Linked DNA regions of Mus musculus: region 2 is linked to region 1. Evidence: chromatin loops called from intact Hi-C (ENCODE). Cell type or tissue: heart. All regions are shown on one strand. Links, peaks and the distances in the headings refer to the core of each region. The heading gives the core; the rest is flanking DNA.

Region 1 (10,853 bases), core at 1,469-9,468:
ACAGTCTTGACAAGGCCCTTTTCCTGGTCAGAGGAGGCCATCTGATCAGGGAAGGAGAGAATAGGAAAACACGTGGGGGGAACTCTTGGCAATGCCATAAAAGAATCTGGAACATACCAGCCTTCAGTTCACTAGGCAAGAGAGCAACTTTGGATGCAAATGTTTCAGACTCTAGCGAGAAATAGGTACCTAGGAACCAGTTCCAGACCTGGCCTCTCTGATCATCATGAAAAGCTACTCCCCGAGGACTTAAGATAACTCTAGGAACGACTGCTTTTGGGAAGGCTGGCTACACATACCACTTGACAAAGTGGCATCACTCAAGGGAGCAGCAATACGGGAGGCACAATGGTGCCTTAAATGGAACACCTGGCCCTTGACTCCTATTGCTGAGATGAAGCCAAGCCCCCATGTCTCTTCCATGGCTTTTCTTTCCTTCAGAAGTGCTCAAGGTGCCCTCAACCCTCCTCCATTCATGACTGGGACACCTCTCTTCCAAACCTCTAGGCCCCGGGGCTGTAGCTGTATTTATTTCCTGACAGGTCTGGACTTCTGTGGGACCCAAACCTGTTTCCTACCAGGGACTCTAGGTCTCAGGTTTAGGTGTCCCTGCTGGGTCATCCATGGTCCCCAATTATACCAAGACCGCAGGGGCTGTTTGAATGGGTGATGGTCAAGCTCCTAAGGCTACCAGCAGGAGTGGGTAGACTCTGGGCAGCCTCTGCAGGGTATTACTTAACAGCTGAGGTCCCCGGGGTCTGGCGGTGGTGCTGGGAGAGGGTGGCATCCTCGCACTGGTCTGGCTGGCCTGGCTGGCCCGTGGCGCAGCGGACGCCTCCCCAGAGCGCGCTGCCGCCGGCGGCAGCCGGAGCTCCTGGCACCAGGCCTGGCTGCAGGCCCAGGGCAAGGAGTGGCTTCCAGGAAGCGGGCGGAGAAGCGTTCCAGCGGAGTCTCGCCGTGGCCGCGGCGGCCCCGAGCGCTCCGAGCCGCCTGGCTGCGGCTCGGTGGCCCGCTTGTCCCCGCGTTCCCAGCGCCCCTGGGTTAGGGCAGAGGACGCAGGGCGGGAGGGACTGACGGTACCCTAGACGCGGCGCGCACTTGCGGGACGGGCGGCGCAGGTGGCGGCGCGCGCCCTCCGCCCCTGGGTCGGGGCCAGCACTGCGCTCCGCGCGCCCGGAGGGGCGGGACAGGCGGGGCGGCCGCGTCCCAGCCCCATTTAACTTTGGCGGCGGCGCGAGCTGGAGGCCGGCGTCGGGGACCGTCGGGATCCCGCGCTCCGCACGAGGTGTCGCCGAGTCGGCGCTGCTCGCCACTGTCTCGCAGCGCGCATCCCTCCTTGCACCGTCAGACGCTGCTGCGACTCCGGATTGGAAACACCCGCGGGGGATCCAGGGATTCATCTCTCTGAGGATGGTAAGGTGGAGCAAGTTGATGGGAACGCTACTGGAAAATAAGGTCTTGGTTGAGCACTGCCCTATGGGGCTTAGACAGCTCCAGGCAGGCGCGCTACAGGATCCGGGAATGTTGGACAGAACCTTTCCTGGTCCTCTGCGAGCGAGGGGTGCTCTGGATGATGGGGGATACCCTGCGGGGTCAGCGGACTACGGGCTGATCTTAGCTTGCAGTGTTTGAAGGTCCGGAGGTTTGGCTACTGAGTGAGGTTCGCATGCTTGAAGCGCAGAGAAACGAGAGGAGACGCACGCCAGGGAAAGGAGGCGTGAGGGTGGCGGGCGCTGAAGTGTGCGAGCCAGCGGAGAGGGGCGCGTGGTCCTGGGGCCCAGCCCTGGCCGCCTCCCTTCGTCCCAGAGTCGCCGCCTCAGGTCGGAAACAGCAGCACATTTGCGGATCGCATTAAGCCAGGCCTTAATGCTTTCTCCAGATGGAGAGAAGCCACCGACCCGCCCCCGGACACCGACACCGCCAAGGCGCCCGCGAGGCGAAGCGGGAGTCGAGTGTGACCTCGGCTTTTCCAGTCTCCGCTCAAACTGAGTTCCCTGTAAACTGACAGGAAAACACATTGGGGAAAACGGTCCTCGTAGCCCTCCTGGGCTTACTTCTTCCTCACCTTTAAGAGATTACACTCCGCAAGACTGTGGCCCCCAGAATTCTCTTAAAGGCAGGTCTGGAAGCAGAAGGCATTCTATCATCTAGTGAGAAATTCCTCTAACTATCCAATCTGCGTTCCTATCCTAGACTCTGTTTAGCTGTGTGCCCTTAGGCAGGGTTCTTCCCTCTCTGGTCTAGTTTAATTGGCTTCAGACTCATTTTTGCCTCAAGGAATTAAAGCTGGCAGGTGCCCTAACTCTTGGCTTTAGGCTGGTCCTCCCCACAACCCCCAGCCCCCCCCCCGCCCCCAAAAGCCACACTCTGGTGCTGACAAACAGGCTAGGAGGTGTCTGGGGCAGGGTTGTCCCTACTGCTGGAGCACTGGAGGGATGGGTGAATTGCTGACTGGAGGCAGTCTCCGTTCCCCTTTTTGATCTTGGGGGACTCATCCTAAAGGGAGCCCCATATTGCCTTCATTCTGCAGCAGACAATCCCATCCTGGGCCAACACAAACGTTTCTAAGACACTGCTTGGGCTTCAGGGTCCCTGCCTTCTGATTGGCTCCTTAGCTTACAGATTCTGCCTCTGGAGCCAGAGCTAGTTGCAAACGAGGCATTTTCTTTTTGTCTTTTCTTTCGTAGGCTGTGAGGGAGACTCCTATGATATTGGACCCCATGGCTTCCTGGACAGGATCCTGGTGGCTGCTGACACGAATGATCTTTACGGTCTCTGGTCTTCTGCAGGTAATAGAATGGGCCACCGAGAATGCTGGGTATGCCTGTCTTTGCATAGGAATAGTATTCTAGTCCATGTAAGATGTAGGATCAGTGTTAATGCTGCACTAGAGAATCTTATACAGATGGTATTGTGGTTGGCTTCTCTGTAAGGAAAGCTCAAAGATCTGGGATCCTCTCTGGATCTAGAGCAGGAACTTGATACCGTGTGGGCCCGTTCACTACTGGTGACTTGGGGGCTTGGGTGGACCCTGTCTTTCCCGACTAGAGTGGCTGTCCAGGAGAAGCTATATGTTAGAACTCAGGAAGAGTCTGATTCCCACACTAGCTTAACTAAATAACTATTCTGGATTCACTGTTAACACACCCCGCTATTGTGTGGATCTCTCTCTAGAGAAGTGTCCTGTCCTAATGCTGTGACGCTTTAATACTCTTCCTCATGTTGTGGAGACCCCCAACCATAAAATTATTTCATTGCTATGTCATAACTAAGCTTACTACTGTTATGAATCATGATGTCAATACCTGTGTTTTCTGATGGCCTTAGGAGACCCATGTGACCCAAAGTGATCACAACCCATAGATTGGGAACCATTTCTCTAGGCTCTTGTCTTTTCCATCCAACCTGAGAAGCTGAGCTCATGGATTGCACTCTTACTTGTCTATTGTTTACAGCTAAGGGAGTTTGCTGGGTTTGCCAAGGAAACGATGGGGAGTGGTACAGAGGGCAACAAGGTGGACCCTCGATTTCCCTCCACTAAGAACAGTTCCTGCCTGACTCCAGTTTGTCACTGCTAAATGGAAATGCAAGTCCTGGATTGCTGGGCCTTCTTGTATTTCAAGATAGCTGGGGCGTCCAGATTTCTTCCACAACCCTTTGGTTTATAACAAAGTGAGATCCAGACAAATATGTTTGCGGTTGGATTCAGCCAAGAAGTGTGTGGGCCCCCGACCTAAAAATGCAGGGAACATTTCAGTTAATACCGTGTCCTGAGGGTGGCTGCTAATCCCGTGCAACGTCTTATGTGACTTAGAACAAGACAACACTTCCCTGAGGATTTCACTTCTGGCTGTGGTCTGTGCACCCTCACGATCTTAGCAGACAGCCTAGTACTTAAAGGCTTAAGTCGGTTAAACAAGCATGCAGGCATGGATGAAAATCTATACTCTGGGTAAATGAAGCGGGGGTGTGTGCTCCTCTTGCTGTAGTCTCTTGGATTTACTGCCTTTAAGCCTTTTTCAGTACCCCATCAATTCTGTGGCTCACACACAACTGATTAGTGAGGGACATCATCCCCTTTATCCCGTTTTACAGTGTTCTTCTGTGGCCATATTTTAATGGTTATGTTTTGTTAGAAGAAAGGCTAAAAGGATGGAGAGAAAGAAGTTTAGTGGTTTAAAACATCTGCTGCCTGCACGTGGTGGGTAACAGCCAGCTCCCAAGGATCTGACGCCCTCTGCTGGTGTCCATGGTCAACTGCAGTTATGTGCATACACCCACCCTATAGACACATACAGAAATACTCATAATTTAAAATAAAATATGTCTTCTAAAAAGTTATGGTTGAGGGTGTGGTTTAGGGTTTCTCTGGAGAGCACGGTGCAGTGCTGTGAAAGCAGATGACTTGCTTTTCCATGTCATCAAAGGATCTGAAGTAGGACACACGAAATGTCATTCCTAGTCAGGTGGGACAGAGCCCCTTAGGCAGAGTATTTCCCATTGCCCTGTCCCCTCTGTACCACCTTGGTGTGGTTTAAGTATGTCCCGAGGGGGCATTTACCCGGGTTGAATCATTCAGCGACCTCTTTGGATTTTCCCATATCTGTGCGCCTGTGGCAGTGCGGTTTCCATGCGTTAGGATAATGGTCTAAGTCGTCCGTGCCACCCACTGCTGGGATAGCCAGCAGCACACCGTGTGTATGGCTGGGTCACACATCTGTGCATGGCATCTATTTCCACACTTGTAGAGAGGGACTCAGAATAGTGCACACTCTGTAACATTGTTTGCAAGAGGAAATGCACTGTGAGGTGATAAAAGGTGAAGTAAAACAAGGATGTGGGCAATGAATGTCAACTTCTATTGCTGCGGGAGTTGAGGTTAGCATTGTACCTGCATATTCTGCTATGGAGCTGTAGGGGGCGCTCAAGAGACATGAGCTGAGGAGAGAAGATGCACCTCTTCTAGGTAGGGGCTATCTTCTCAAAGCAGGTTCTTACAGAAGTGGACAGGACTGTCTCTGGTATTCCCCCACCCCCCAGGCTCATTTGAGCGTTGCAAGAAGTTTTCCATCAGTCTTATGATTTTAATGTTGGGATTGTGCTCAAGGTCTTGTTCCCCTTGTCTCCAGATGGGCTATAAGGTACTTAGTTGGTGGAAGACATTCAGGTGTGTGAAGCAGAGCTGTAAGAAGTCTGGGGCATCCTATTTAACTATTTAAAATGAGATTCTTATTACTAAATCTCGGAAAGTGTAAACTCTTGTGATTTCTGGTTACAAGTTGTGACAGGCTCAGGGTTTGACCTGGTGAAGCTGAAGGCTCCTCCCACCCAGGCGTAGGAAAGGTCTCTCTCCTTGCCTACTGGGCCCTGGCAGCTTGCTGTTTGTTGCTTTGGATCTTTCCTTAGGACCTGATGTTCCTAGTGAAGACAGCAGTTGCTCCCCTGCCCTGCCAAGCTTCTATTGTTTTGACCGCTGTGGTATTGACAGAGCCACTGCATCTAAGGAACAGAAGCCTCTGGAAAGTGTGGAAGGCTGAATAATGGCTCCCACATATGTCCATACGTCCTAATCCCTAGAAGACATCCTTGCTCTTTATGTGACAAAAGAGACTTTGGCATGTGAGTGTGGATGCTGGGGTTGGGGAAGTTAGCCCAGCACTTCTCGTAGTGGGTGAGGCTCAGGATGAAGTAGAGGTAGAGGAAGTAGAAGAGGTCGCCAAGGACACTGGAAGAGTAATGCAGCCAGGAGCTAAGGGATGCTGGAAAACTCTAGAAGGTGGGAGGCAAGGAGTGATTTCTCCCATGCAGTCTTCACAGGTATAACTGGCCCTGGTGAACCTGGACTTCAGTTCACAAAACTCATCTAAGATTTCTAATTAATAAAACTATATAAACATATTTATGTATATATACACACATATGTTTTATTTTGATTCTCTCTCTCGATCTGCCTCTCATCCCCATCTCTCTGTAAGTGTTGTGTGTATGTGCATGTGTGTACATGTTCGTGTGTGTGTGCATATGTGTATATGTATGTGCACATGCATATGTTTTGTGTGTGCATGTGTGTATGTGTTTATATAGGTGTGTGTGTGTGTGTGTGTGTGTGTGTGTGTGTGCATCCTGGAGTTTGACATTGTTTGACACTGGGTATCTTCCACTATCCTTCTTCTTTTGTGACAGAGACAGAGTCTTTTACTGAACTCAGAGCTCTCTGATTGGTCAACTGTGTGGCCAGTAAGCTCCAAATGTCTGCATTTCTTCCACAGCACTAGGGTTGTGGACATGAACAGTTGCACCTGCCCTACTGCTCATGGTGTGTAGTGAACATCTATGTAACTCACATCCTTGCTTACTGTTTGGCCATTTCCCTAGAGTCGTTCTTCCTTAGGCTCATGTGCTTCACTGGACATTTAATTTTCTTTCTGCCTTTCCTTCGCTCCATTTTGTTTTGGTTCTAAGTAGTTTTCCCATTACTCCAGGTTTCGTGTCATGAATGTACTTTCTGTGTGATTTTTGAATAAATATTCCAAGCTGTGTTGATGGAGTCTGAGCAGAAAAGACACACACTCATTCTGAATGCAAATTATGGTGTGTGTGTGTGTGTGTCCGTCCAGAGGTTGTATCTTTAACGACTTTACACCTTATTTTCTGAGACAGAGTCTCCCACTGTATCTGGAGTTTGTTGATTGGGTAGACAGGCTGACCAGGGCCCCTCCTGTCTCTACTCCCTCAGGAATGGGGTTATAAGCACACAGTGCTGGGAGCAGCTTCCTTCATGGTGCTAAGGATCTGAAGGCAGATCATGATTGTGCAGGACGCACTTCACTCAGTGAGCTGTCTCCTCAGTCCCAGATTTTCCTACTCTTTCTCTCTCTTCCTGGCTCACTATGGACTAGCCACAGATCCCAGGATATTCAAATGTCCCTCCTGCCGTCTTTGCCCTATACCCTCTTTGTCAGAGTTGCCAGCCCAGAAATGCCTCTCAACTCTGTTTCCTCCTCTGGATTTCCAGACGTCATGCATTTGAAACCAGGCAGGAAGCGTTAGGAGGAGGTAAAGATGAACGGGGTCAGTCTGTGCCTGCCTTGGGGAGGAGCCTGAAGAACATTCTACGAACTCTGTAGGCAGCACAGGGTCTCTGGAGACTCGATCAGGTGGCAGGAAGCATGTCAGGACTGTGCACTCCTGGGAGCTCACTGGAGCAGCTGTTGCTTGGGAGGCTGCTGGCACTAGCCCCACCTGGAAATGGCGAGTCTTGGATTGCAGAGGTAGTGAGAGGCTAATTGTGAACAAGATTCGATGACTGCAGGGGCCCTTAAGAACACACTTAGACGGGGACAGAGCTTGGTAAGGGTTCAGGTGGAAATGAGAAAAAATAAGAAAAACTGTAAAATTCCTTTAGGTTTTGAATTAGGCTTAGGGGAAGAAGTCAACAGTTTCACCTTGATCCTGGGACATGTTTGGTCACTTTGAAGGACTAGGTTTGAGGGGCTTTGGGGGAATCAAAGAAAGTTGAGACACTGAAGAGGGACGTGCATAGCTTTTGGGAGATTAAATGGAATGACAAGATTTTTCTCCATGAACTGCTCGCCAGCATATCTGAGTCTATACAGGCTGCTTCTAAGAGAAAGCAAGAGATTAACACTACAAGGGGAAGAAGTGAGCCACAATGACATGTAACTGTTTCATAAGAGCAGCATTCTCACACTGCATCGCTAATGGTCTGCGAGCCCAAGCGAGCATCCTGGAGGCTACATTTCAGGGTTTACGATTGTGATCCCTCTTGCTTTATTTTTACAAAGATGCTAATTTCCATAAATAGCATGGAAGCATAAAGCAATTTCCTCTCCAAGTATTTTATGCAATTACTTCCTGGAATTTGTCAGTGCTGAAGAGCCCCAGCCAATATATGCTATAAATTACTGTGGCCAAATTCGCAGAAACCCATTGCTCTCCAAGCAGCCATTTAGACACTTAAGAGAATTCTCCTCTGAAAGCACTTTTAGAATTAGGAAGCCTAGCTATCGTAACAATAAAAGTAATTGACAATGTAGTGAAGTCCTCTCTTTTGAATTTAACTTCGAGTTAAAACCAACAGTGGCAGAACTCAGGATGGAAGCGTGAGAAGCCCAGGAAAGGACAAAGGTTTAGCTGAACAATATCATCCCAAATTCTTCCAACCTCTAAGCATCCCTGTACACAGTTCTGACCTTGGAATATTAGCATGCCTGCTTATTTAAAGAAGTAACGGCATGGCTTAGTTGGCAAACTGTTTGATATCCACAGCAAGCATGAGGATCTGAGTGCAGCCATCAGAACCCACATAAACTTGTCAGCCATAATGGCACATGCCTGTGATCCCAGCACTGGGTGTGGGGGGGGGGGCGGGCAGATCTCTTGGGGGTGGGGCCTGCTGCCAGCCTAGACTATTTGGCCAGTCCTAGGTCAATGATAGACCCTTTTTAAAAAAGTAGGCGTGTGAACAATGCCTGAGTAACAATACTCTAGGTTGGCCTCTGGCTTCCACATGCATGAACATGTGTTCATTCACACACACACACACACACGCACACACAAACACATGCGCATGCACGCATGTACAAACATACACATACTTTTAAACACATGAAAAGAGGACATAATACTCACTTTGATAGTTTAAATAATATTAAGCAATGTGAGGAGTATTTGACTCTGATAATATTTATTGTATTTATAACATTGCATCATTTGAATGTATCAGACTTCAATAATTAGTTTTTTGATGCTGAGCATTAATTAGACAATCTCTCAGGTCCTCTTTTCTATTACAAAGGTCTTCTGTAACTACGCCTGGGGACTCATCTTTGTGTATATTTGTGATTACTTGATTGAAAAATGTTCTTGATTGGACATCATTTTGGGGTCAAGTCTATGTTAAAATTTAAGGGTTTTGATTTATATTATCAAATTACCTCCCTAAAAGTATCCAGACTGGCCTTGAATTTTCTGTATAGTGCAGACTGGTCTTGAACATGTATCCATCCTCTTTCTTCAGCTTCCCAAGTGCTGGGATTACAGGCATGAGTCACTCTGCTTGGCTTAGTGAGATATAGACTTCTAGACCACTAATATTACTGCTTTTATGTGTTTTATCCCTAATGCATTAGTGATAAAGGACCAGGGAGATGGCTCAATGGATAAATGGCATAAGAACTGAGTTCAGGTTCCCAGCTCACACATGTAAGGATGAGCACGGAGATGCACATCTGTAATCTCAGCACTGAGGAGGATGAGTAGAGACACAAAGATCCCTGAAATTTGCTGGTTGGTGATTGCAGGATTAGTGAGAGACCCTGTCTCAAACCTTAACGTGAAGAATGACTGAGGAAGACAATAATATTGAGCCCTGGCGCTCTCTCTCTCTCTCTCACACACACACACACACAGATATTTATATACAGTGTACTCACAAGACATTAGAAGTAGAAAAATTTAATCCCCACATTCTCTTTTTCTATTTCTTGTCAACTTGTAAGTATTCGTAATGAATGAAGAACATGAACCCTTTGTTACTGACACATTGCAAATAATTTCCCAATTATTTGTGATTTGTATTATATTTTTATATGTGGATTTGATGTATCAGCATTGAAACTTTTTAAGTAGTCTGCTCCAAGAATCTCTTTTTTTCTATCTGTCTTTGTATCATATTTAGAAATAATATCCTATTGAGAGGAAATACATGCACACCTAAGCTGTCTTCTGGTCTTATTTTTTTTTGAAATATTGAAATATTCCAGAATTTGTGCAACCTATTTAATCTCTCAGCTTCCTTCTGTGCTAACATATACTTAGAAAGTGGTGGCTCCTTTGTAGCATGCTTAGTCTACTGTGGCAAGGGAGTCCCTTCCTTCTTGTAGATTTGATAAATCCAGGTATTTCAGGTATTTGGTGAAATTGGGCACCCAGAGTGGTTTTTGGAAGAAGGCCTCCAGAGAGGCTCCAGACTGAAGGCAAAAAATGACAAGGTTCATGAACCAGGAGGGGACACCTTGGAGCGGTTTCTTTTGGCTAAGAGCACAGTATAGCCTGCCACAGAGGGATACTGCTGGAAGCTAGGAATGGGTGCAAGAAAGAGGGAGAGTCGCCTTTTTATAATAGGTTAGCTTAGGGACTGCTTTTAGGCCATCTTTTTTTGCTGAAAGTGAGGAGAAAATGTAAATGGAGAGAAAAGAAATTCAACTGAAAAGAGGAGTGGCATGTACTGACTCGTGTTCCACTGTCAGAGGCTTTGGTTCAGGGTCAGATGGCTCTGTTGCTCTGAGCCTGAGGTGAAGCAGAATACCCAGTGTGGTGGGAACAGGTGGTGACCAGGAAACTGGGTGGGGTGGGATAAACTGGGTGGGGATGTGCTTCCAGGACATGTCCCCACCTCCCAGTGACCTATGTCCTTCCATTAGGCTCCACTTCCTAGAGATTCATTAACTCCCAATGATGGTACCAAATTACAGATCTATTGATGTATTAACCCGCTGTTGCACTCAGAGACCCCATGATCCAATCACCTTTAGTAAGCCCCACCACCACTGTGTGGCAAACAAAAACTTCAGCACATGAGCCTTAGGGAATGTGTCGTACACAAATCACAATGCTGTTCTTTGACTACGTTTTTCTTTTGTTTCTGTTTTTAAACATCTGTGCATGTTGATTTTGCCAGTGTTCTGTTCTGATAGCTAATGATGATCATCATCTTCTTCTTCCTCTTCCTCCTCCTGTCCTCCTGTTCTTCCTTCTCCTCCTCCTTTTCCTCCCTCTCCTCCTGCTTTTGCTCCTCCTTCTCCTGCTCCTCCTTCTTCCCCTGATTTTGC
Region 2 (10,853 bases), core at 1,944-9,943, 120 kb after region 1:
TTCCACCTCCTCTAGGAGGCTTGGGGGGAGAACAGCAAGTGATCCATCTGCACGTGAGAGGAAACTGGATATTTATCTTTCTTTTCCCCATTGTGTTTCATGTCCCTTCTTCCTCCATCCTTCACTTCCCTCCCCTTTACCAAGTAGATCCCTTCTACTTTCAGGTCATTTCCTTTTTAAAATTGTTATTACTTTGTAATCATTGTGTGTGTTTAACATACAAATGCCATCGTTGTGTTAACAGCCTCCTCAATGGTTCGTGATGAGTTGTCAAAAAATTCAGGAGCCCTGCCAGGTTGTCCAGGCTCTTTCTACACATATTTCTGCTACTCCACTTAAGTCTGTTTTTAATATAATATTAAAGGAGGTTTATAGATACCCAGGAAAATTAGTGTGATACATAATTCCCTCTCTTCTTCCTCCTCCTCTTCCTTCTAGTCTTCTTTTTCTTCTTTTTACTCTTTCTTTACTTTCTCTTCTTCCTCTTCCTCTTCTTCCCTTTCTCTTCTCCTCTTCCTCTTCTCGATTTCATTGTCATCATCTTCCTTTTTCTTCTCTACCTCTTCCTCCTCTTCTTCCTCTTCCTCCTCTTCATTGTAATTGTTTTTCTTCTTCCTCTTCCCTCTTCCTCCTCTTCTTCCTCCTCCTCTTCCTTCTCTTTAAACTCCTTTTTCTTTCTTTTTTCTTTTTATTTTTGAGACAGGGCTTCTCTGTGTAGCCCTGGCTATCCTGGAACTCTCTCTGTAGACCAGACTGGCCTCAAGTTCATAGATCCACCTGCCTCTGCCTCCTGAGTGATGGGATTACAGGCATGTGTCACCATGCCCAGCTTTCCATACCTCTTCTGACTCCTATGCACGCCCATCCTCTCAACTCCACAATTTTCCCATCCAAATTCTATAGATTTACAATCAATGAGCCCACATTAAACAGCACACTATTGCCCACATCAGGACTTACAGGTACCATTTGCTCTCCTGGGGATTTATTTTCTTTTTGAGGGAGAGTCTTGTCATATACCTCACACTGTTCTCAAAATAACTATGTAGCTCAGGCTAGCACCAAGCCTGTTGTCCTTCTAGCCTGGACTCTTGAGCGCTAGGATTGCAGACCTATGCCATATCCACCAGCGTCATCCTAAGGCTTCCCACTGACACAGAACTCTCTGAGCTTTGTCTTTGTATTCCTCTGCCAGCCCCTCCTCCCCACCAACCTCTGGTAACCATTGGAAAATTTCAAAATACTTAGAGACCCTGTATTTCTAAATAACACATGGACAAAGGAAAAAAGTCTCACAAGAAAGGAAAAATTATTTTGAGCTTAGTGAACACGGAAATACAACGTGGTAAAAATATGTGCAATACAACAGAAGCTGTGCTCTAAGGAACATTTCCAACCCTGACGACGGCTCTGAGAGGAAGCCTGAGGAACCTGGGAATGCAGCACCATCCCATCCAAGTCAACCCGAAGAAAATAACCAATGCAAGTGAGAGAAAAGTCCCAAGGAAAAGACTTGGAAATAGCTCACTGAGAGTCAGACTAAGAAAATAATGAGGCAGAAACAAAATGGTCCAGCAGTGAGAGTGGAGACATTCCTCTGATCAGAGCCATTTCTTTAATCATTGCATCATTTCCCCCTTCCCCCACCTCCTTTTAGACTTTCCCATAGACTACTTCTTGATCTCTTTGAAATTCATGGCCTCTTTTTTCATTAATTGGTATATAAATACTATATATATACACATACATACATACATGCATCTTTATGTGGACATTAAAGGATGCCAATGAATTAGAGCAGCCCTGTGCCCACAGATCAGACTACATGAGCCACTCCTTCAAAGGCAAGGTCTGCCAAACCTCCTGTAATTAGAAATAGACAGGCCATGTCAATAATGATTAAAGAACTCAAATCATGACCACAAACTTTCCAAAACAGTAAGTCTTCTGCCACAGTTATATTCAAACAAATACTTCAGGAAATAATTTTATCAATTTTTTATTTATAGTTTTACATTTTTCTTTAATTTTTGCATCATTTCTTTAATCATTGCATCATTTCCCCCTTCCCCCACCTCCTTTTAGACTTTCCCATAGACTACTTCTTGATCTCTTTGAAATTCATGGCCTCTTTTTTCATTAATTGGTATATATATATATATATATATATATATATATATATACACACACACATACATACATACATGCATCTTTATACATACATACATACATACATACATACATACATACATACACACACACACACACACACACACACACACACATTTCTAAATGCAACCTTCTCAGTCTGTACAATATTACTTCTATGCATGTTTTTAGGGCTGGCCAGATGGTACCAATGACTAGTTTGTATAATCTTCCCTGGAGAAGACTATGTCTCCAGCTCTGCCATGCCTTAGTGGCCTGTAGCTCTTTGTGTAGGGAGAAGATTTCATGGGATTTTCCTGTCCATGTTAGTATCTCTATTGCTGTTGTCCTTGTTCAGCTCATGTTTAGGCAGTCATGTTAGTGACACTTCATGGGGTAGATCTAACATTGCTAAGAGACACAATGCCACAGCCAACTCTCTCTCTTATACCCATTCTGTATGATCTCTTTCATAGTGGGAGAGATCTAAATTCATTCTTCCAAGAGCACATATACAAAAGTCTCAACAAATATTAGTAAACTAAACTCAACAATGTCCGGAAACTCAGCCAATGACTTTTATCCCAGATATGCAAAGCCAATTCAGCATTCAAAAATCAATTAATATAATCCATCTTATCCACATGCTAGAGAAGAACCATGATAATAAGAGCAGCTGTAGGAAAAAAAATTAATGAAATCTAACACTCATTCATGATGAGAAAGGTTAAAGAAGAACCTTCAAGAAACTAAGAGAATTTCCATCACTTGATAATGTATATTTTAAAAAATTATATTTAAAAAATTATTTAAAAAATTATATTTTAAAAATTATATTTAAAAAAGTACAGCATATTTTAAAGACAGGATATCTCTGTTTGGCCTTGACTAGTTTGGAACTCACTCTGTAGATCAAGATGGCCTTGAACTCATAAAAATTTGCTTGCTTCTGCCTCCTGGGTCCTGGGATTAAAGTGTGTGCCACCACAATTGGCTTAATGTTGTTCTTAATGGTAAGAAACTAGACACTTACTTGATAAGATCAGGAAAAAGGCAAAGATGTCTTTCAACCCTGTCACTGCTTTTCAACATACTGGGAATAAAAGATGAGAAAAGGTATACTTACTGATTGAGAAAAACTAAAATTATCTTTGTTTATACATGATTTGATTGTATATGTCAAATAATAAAGGAAAAAAAACCTCCTGGAACTAATAATTGATTACAAGTAATCCAGTATATTGAACAGGTTTGCTATATACAAGTCAGTGACTTCAGTGATAAATAGCAGAAGGATGGAATTTGATATTGAAAATATAATCCCATTTACATTAACATCCTCAAAATGATATGGAGCTAACAAAGTTGGAGGACTGACGTTATACAATTTGAAGACTCAACATAAAGTGACAGTAATTGAGGCAATAAGTACACGGCTAGACAAATGGACCAGTGGACCAAGTAGAAAGCCTATGAATTAGTCCACAGCAAGCTACGTGATCTCTGAGAAAGGAGCAATGAAGAAAAGACAGCCAACAGATTGTACTAGGAGAACTGGATATTTACATACAAGAATTCTAGGTAAAGATTGGTATCCTTCAAAAACAAATACATCACAAATGTAAATGTAAACTGAAGAATCTTTTTGAAGTCAACACTACGGTATCTAGCATCCCTTCACTGCCTGCCAATCTCTTTGTTCAGTGCCTGCCCTGTTCCATCATATCTAACACTTTCTGTCAACAAATCTTCCCATGGTCAAGGCTTACAGCTTCATTTTTCTGCATCACACACTGGCTATGATTTCCCTCCTTTGCAGCCAGTCCATCCTGGGACTTGTTTGCTGAACCATCATCATTAACACCATCAGTCTGAGGGATTACATTTGCTTTCTTCCAACTTTTGCCAATAGCATGATTACTTTTTTACTCAAAATGAGCTTGTTATTATTAAAGATGACTTAGAGGTCTGGAATTGAGCTCCATAGTATAGCACTTTCCAAATATACAAGACCCTAAGCATAAGCAACAGAATAAAAGATTAGACTGGGCTTCAGGAGAACTCTGTAGGTGAGGTAATATCAGAAACTGAGGTTTTGAAAAGTTGATAACAAGTTAAATAGACAAAGATAAGCAGCGGGCTTATGACATACAGAACAAATATGCAGTATCAGGTTGTATAAAGGATATCTGATTGCTCTACTATAGGGCTGACATTAGGTATTCTATACAATACTGCTAGAAGATGGGGCTGTGAAAGTGTGTGGAAAGAAACCACTTGTTAACCTTTCCTGAGAGCTGTGAGAAGAGCCACTGAGGAATTGTCTTAAGAAATAGTTCAGATAGGCTTGGCTTTAGGGAGGTCACTTCGATGGTAGTGTGCCAGAATATTTGGAGGGCGTGGGATCTGGGAACACAATGGAAGGTCAAGTTTGGACTCAGGAGGGATGCAAAGTCAAACAGTGGGTAGAATGAATGAAGAGGGGGAGGAAACTTCAGAGATGAACAAACATCTTTTAGGATGGATGTTAGAATGGATGTGGGGAGTAAAAGGGGGTCACTGGGTAGACAGTGAGGTCACTGGGGGAAGAGAAAGTATCAGGTGAGAATGAGATATGTAGGTCAAAGATGAGCTGAGCTGGGTACACCTGTGGATATAGAAGTTGGCACAGAATTTGAGGCCTTAGGGGCAATTGTAAGATCATAACATCTGACCTAATGTCTGTGAGTACTGAGAAAGGCAGAGCCACTGACGGGGGAGACACTGGCCTTGTCCCTGAAGGAAACACATAAGAAAAAGCACTCAAATATACTTCTATTTAGTGTAAAGACCACAAGGAAGGGAAGAAAGGGTGGGAGAGTGTTATGCAAGGAGGTTAACAGTGCCAAGTATTTCTGTGGATTCAAGAGGAACAAGGAGAGATATTGATAAAAGATACTTGGTGGTGTTGGTTTGAGTAAAGCCTGTGACATGTTTAGAAAAGGCACTGGTGGATACAGGCTTTGTCAGTTTCTCATGGGTACTATAACAAATTGCTGCAAAGTTGATAGCTTAAAACAATAGAAATGCATTCTCACACAGTCTAGAAGCCAGCAGCCCCAAATCAAGTCATCAACGTTGTTTGCTATTTCCAGAGGGAAAATTCACCACACGCTTTTCTCTCCCTGTGGCTCTATCATGACAGTCCTCGCCTCTGTTTTTCATCTTAGCTTCTCATCTATCTCCCTGTCTTCCCTTAAAATAAGAAACAAAACAAAACCAGGAGATGTACTATTATTCCCAGAATGCTTTAATCCCAGGATTGGTAGTTGAAGTTATATAGACTTTAGGTCACTTTAGATGACTTTAGGTCACTTCTTGTGATGCAGGAAAAGCATCTGTGCTGGCCTAGGACCCTGTGACTGCTCCCTTAGTGACACTGTGATCTGATCTTTTCAGTGGGTAGAAATGAGATGCCACCTTCCTTATCAGCCCCTTTTTAAAAGTTCAGTTCCAAACAACATCCCAGATAGCCTTCACCCAGGGGGCCTTCAGTCAGTCTGACTTCATTTTCCCTGGTCTCTAGTGGTACTTGCTGTCCAAAACCCTCGCCTTTATTACTTAACTCAAGCTTCCTTGTTTGCTTCAGCAACTCAGCATTTGAAGAGGTTTGCAGCATAATAGCGGTCTCCAGTTCTGAATTATCCCATTTTAAATGAGTGCTTCCTGGTTGTGCTTTTGTTAATCCAGGAGAGCAAGCCAGTCTTTTGCTGCACTAAGAGATAATGTCTATTTTTATTTTTCAAGGTGAGTGCAGGCCAGCTAAGTAAAAAGAAAGATGCAGGCGCTTCCCAGTTGAAGTCAGTATCTTTCCTTCCACAGGATAACATTCACATCAATGCCCTTTTTGTTCAGTGTGGTGGTGGATATCAGTCAGCAGTTGTCAGGGGAAGAGAGTGCACTGTATGATTCATTCTGCTGGCCTCAGGACCAGGGAAGTGAGCCCTGATGAGCATTTGGCACAGACGATAACTTTTGCAAGTGTGTTTACAATTTTCTCATTTAAAGGAACTTGTCACAATGCTCTTGGGGACAACTTCCCATTAGCTGGGAAAGCAGACAGCATGAGACAGTCACAGGTCTCACCATGGGTCTTGCTGAATGAAATTTGCTTCTGCTTCTGATATTTGCCAGGCAACTCTGCAGATGAAGTCCTCCTCCTCCTCCTCCTCCTCCTCCTCCTCCTCCTCCTCCTCTTCCTCCTCCTCCTCTTCCTCCTCCTCTTCTTCTCTTCCTCCTCTTTCTCTTTGCGTGTGTGTGTGTGTGTGTGTATGCATGCGCATGCACATGCACATGCACATGCACATGTGCATGCCCTCAAAGGCCTGCACAAGACACTGGACCTTCTGGAACTAGTCTTGCAGGCAGTTGTGAGTGGCCTGCCAATGGTCTGAGTGATCAAATTTGGATCCTTTGAAAAAGCACGCCTGCTTTTACCTGCTGAGGCACCACTTTAGCACCATGCTTGATTTCTTATTTATGTTTAACACATTTGCTGGCACCGAGGTAGATTGAGTCATTTAGAATCTGTGATAAAATAATTTATGAGGGGCTAGAGAGATGGCTCAGCAGTTAAAAGCACTGGCTGCTCTTCCAGAGCATCTGGGTTCAAGTCCCAGCTAACAACTATCTGTAACTCTAGCTTTAGCAGATCTGATACCCTCTTCTAAGCCCCCCCCAGGCATTGTACATGTGTGGTGCACAGATATACATGCAGACAAAACACCCACACAAAATAATTTTTAATTAAAAATTTTGTTCTAAAATGTATAATAAAATTTATGATAAAAATAAAATTGATGCTGGGTGCTTTCTGGAGATTGGGCATTATCTAGGCACCTTGCTCATTAGTTCATCATCATCTGAGGAAGTCATGCAGTGCCCTTCCTATCCAAATGGGGGCCATATACTTTGTTTATAAGGACAATGGGCATTCAGGGGGAGGTGATTTCCCAGAGTGCCTCAGTCTGTGTGATATAACAGTGCTTCAGAGTGGATTTCATAAACAACAGAAATGTCCTTTTCACCATTTGAAAGGCTGGAAGTTCTAAATCGAGCACTGGGAACTCTATTCTTCAATGAGAGACTATTTCCCAGTTTTTGGATAGCTCAGACTTCATGTGTTGTAAGAGACAAGAGGGGTCTCCCAGGCCTGTCTTCTAGGGTCACTAATCCACTCTAGTGTGTTCCTCCCTCATGATTTATTCACTTCCTGGAGGCAACCACCCCAAATGCTATCACTTTGGGGATGGAGGCCCCATCCTAAATGCTATCATTATGGGGATCAAGGCTTCAAAACACTTTCAATTTTAAGGGAATACAAACACTCAGATGAGTGTACAGAGCTAGAAGACGACAGAGCATGCTCAGTGTAAGGTTATATTTCAAGACAGAAAGATGATAGACACATTTCTGGTCATGCTCAGTTTGCAATCATAGCATACATGTCCAGAAAAGATGGCAGACAGGAATGTTTTGAGGCATGGCCAGTTCAGTATTATAATAGGCTGAGTTGACTCTAGGTTGCATGAACAAGTTGGAGTGGCTCGGTGATCTTGCTTCATTCTCTGTGAGTTTTTCTACATTCTGAGATAAAACAAAAAGACAAGAAAGTGGAGGAATTGCTTAATGCAGACTTTTTTTTTTACCCAAAGGTGCCTGCCTGCTCTAGCTCAGCAGCTAATGATATATGTCTCTGACTATTTGTAAAGCTAAGGTTTAATTGAAAATGGAAGGTGATCCAGTCAGTACTTGGCTCAGTAGCATAGATTCAAACTCAAAGACATACACACACACACACACACACACACACACACACACACACACACACACATACACACACACACACACACACACACACACTCCTGTATGGAGACTGTTCAGGTCTGGTCAGAGTGTGCAGTAGGCACTGTTGTGAACTAGAAAATACAAGCTCAGGGTAAAAGGTCACCGAATTCACTGGATTTCAATCCTCCTGCAATAATTTAACACCTACACTTTTCCCACCATGATTTCATTGGCTTTTCAAACTTTTTGGTGTTGAACCTAATTATGCATACATAGCCTTGTAGCTTTTGCCATTTTTGATTACACTGAAAGCAGAAAAAGAAATAGAAGCTTTGTTGAGTTTGTATTCATTTCTTTGTTTTTCTTGAAAAACAAAAAGTTAGAGATCTGGACTTTAACATGAAACTTCCAGCTCTTAAAAATTCTTCTGCCACCAAAGTGGCTTTTGAATATCTGTATTATACTCCCATGTGATATAAGCTAGGTTTTCCTGCAGAAACCAACAACCCTCCCAGGCCAGTGGCTTAAAGTAACATAATGCTGCCGTCTGCTATTGTCACGTGCCAATGTATGTCATCAGGATTTCTGTTCTTGGAATGTTGTAGGGACCTAGGCTGAGAGGGGCTTTATCGTAACGTATACTTGTTCGCTTAACCACAGTAGATAGAGAGACCATGAAACTCTCCTGTTGACACTTAAGCCTTCTTAACAGAACTGACACAGGTCAGTTGGGCTCATATTTCCCTGGTCAAAGACAGTGACAATGGGTCACTTCTAATGAAACTGAGGAACTGAAGTCCTTGTGTGGACTGAGAGGATTGAAGTGCTTTAGAGTGTCTGTCTCCAAAGACCAGCACAACTTGCCTGCTTTTCTTCAGCTTTTTATAATCTTAAAAAAATTCATACATTTTTTATCATATTTCCCCTCCCTTGCCCTTCCCAGATCCTTCCCACCTCCTTACCCAACCCATATTCATGTTCTTTCTCCTCTCTTCCTTCAAATGAAAACAAAATAAACCAAGAAGACAAAAAAGAATGAAACAAAAGGCTCACCACAAACATAGTCCACTTTGTGTTGGCCAACTGAGGGCTGCCCTGGAGTGCTGTTGACATCTGCAGGGACACTCCACTGGAGAAAATGGATTTACCCTTCCCCTGCAAGTATCAATTGCACGTAGCATCTTGGTTAGGGGTGGGACATTGTGTCTACTTTCCCTTCTCCGTGCTGGGATTTTGTCTGATTTGAACCGGTTCAGGACTTACATATGCTACTACAGTCTCTATGAGTTCCTATGTGCGTCAGTCCATTGGTTCTGGGTGATGCTGTTTTCTTGAAGTCATCCAGCAACTCCGGCTCCTACAACCTTTCTCCCTCCTATTCTCCATAGACCCTGGAGCCTTGAGGGAAGGTTTGATGAGGATGTTCCATTTAGGATTGAGGGCTACAAAGTTTGTCATGACAAAGATCCGGGTATGGGTCTCTGTGTTCATTTCCATGCAAGACAAAGCTTCTCTGACAAGGGTTGGGCGAGTCACTGACCTAGGGGTACAGCAGTATGTTATCAGGAGCCATCTTAGTGCCGGGTCTCTTTAGTAGAATAATATTAATAGGTTTTCCACGAGGATCCATGATCTGTCTAGTCCCAGGCTCTTGACCACTTTAGCATTTTTAGATATGGGTTCCACCTCATGGCGCATTTAACTTGAAAAGCTGATTGATTGACATTTGCGACACTATTGTGCCAGTATTTCTTGCAAGCAGGTCACTGTTGCAGGTCACAGGGTTTGTAGCTGCGTGATATTGGTGATTGCTTTTCTTTTCCAATAGTGTGCATACTACATGGAAAGTTTCAGGACCATGAACATTGGTCAGTAGGGGTAAAGCTTCCAGTTAGGTACTAGCTCAATTTCAAAGTTTCTCTAAAGTAAAAAGGTTCATTCAAAATTGCTTTAGTTCTTGAAGGATTAAACTTGATCTGTCTGGAAATTTTATATTTTACTTAATTTGGATTAATGGCACTTATTTAAACTCCATCTGCCTGAACTTTGAAATAATCTCTGCTCAAATTCTGCTTATAAATGATTATGTCTTCCAAAAATCACTGCTCATATATTTAAAGTATGTGTTTATGTTATCCCGTGTCTTATAACTTTTAACTTGTCTCATTAACTACTCTACAAGATAAGAATCTTGTCTTATTGATTTATACTTTTATGCTTGGCATTATATAGAAAAGGATAATTTAATTGGTGCTAATATGCTTGATGCGTTTATCAGTTAGTAGTTTATAAATCATGGTAATTAGGTATCTTGACATTAGGAGATGTCACAGAAGTCCGAGAACACTTCAGATAATATTTTAGAGGTTGCTTAGTGTGCACCGTGGAAGATGTAGCGAGTCAGAGTTCAGTCTGCCTCAGTTTCAGGTCAGCTCTGGCTTGCACTTGATGAATCACAGGACAATCAGACTTTCTTTTCAAATATCATTTTTCTGTGATGTTTTCACATGCTTTGTTTGGCTGTAAGATTTGGATGAATTTTAACTTTAAAAAAAATTAGGAAGCAAATACAAGTGCTTGGGAGGGATTCGATTGCCCAAGATTTTGCAAAGCCCCAAGCACTCTTCAAAATAAGTTCGCCCTAACTCTTCAGCACACACCCTTCCTGGATGAACAGAGAAAGAGTGACTCTCACCCTCACGAAATGCTAAGCGCTCAGGGACAGCGACTTGTGAGGACAGTGCTTGGCCCGGGAAGACGATGTCTATAATTTTATGGCAGAATTATTTCCCCTGGGGAAAGTTTCATGAACACAGTTACTCACTGGTCCAATCCCAACCATGCAAGTATGTTTCCAGAATCAATCGCCCTTAAGCTGT

Evidence for each region. Peaks named below come from ENCODE experiments on the same cell type or tissue, not always from the same donor. Only the 100,000 strongest peaks of a DNase experiment are listed, where the experiment ranks them.
Region 2: it touches region 1 in a loop (2.5-fold over the local background); 2 of 42 quality-filtered maps call a loop at or near these places.

Annotation. Positions count from the first base shown.
Region 1 is chr7:82,334,498-82,345,350 of GRCm38, forward strand. It overlaps Adamtsl3 (ADAMTS-like 3), which reads left to right and starts at 1,197. Exons shown (of 30, transcript NM_001190374.1): 1 at 1,197-1,413; 2 at 2,688-2,789. The coding sequence starts at 1,411. In heart, for the core only: CTCF peaks have their summits at 1,814, 4,243 (motif pointing left) and 4,920 (motif pointing right); DNase peaks (open chromatin) are centred at 1,854 and 7,164; H3K4me3 peaks cover 780 bases; H3K27ac peaks cover 267 bases; H3K27me3 peaks cover 4,196 bases.
Region 2 is chr7:82,452,451-82,463,303 of GRCm38, forward strand. The region is part of intron 6 of Adamtsl3 (ADAMTS-like 3); the gene reads left to right. Among named protein-coding and RNA genes, the nearest start is that of Adamtsl3, 120 kb to the left of the region's middle. In heart, for the core only: no CTCF peak of the experiment used is centred there; a DNase peak (open chromatin) is centred at 6,171.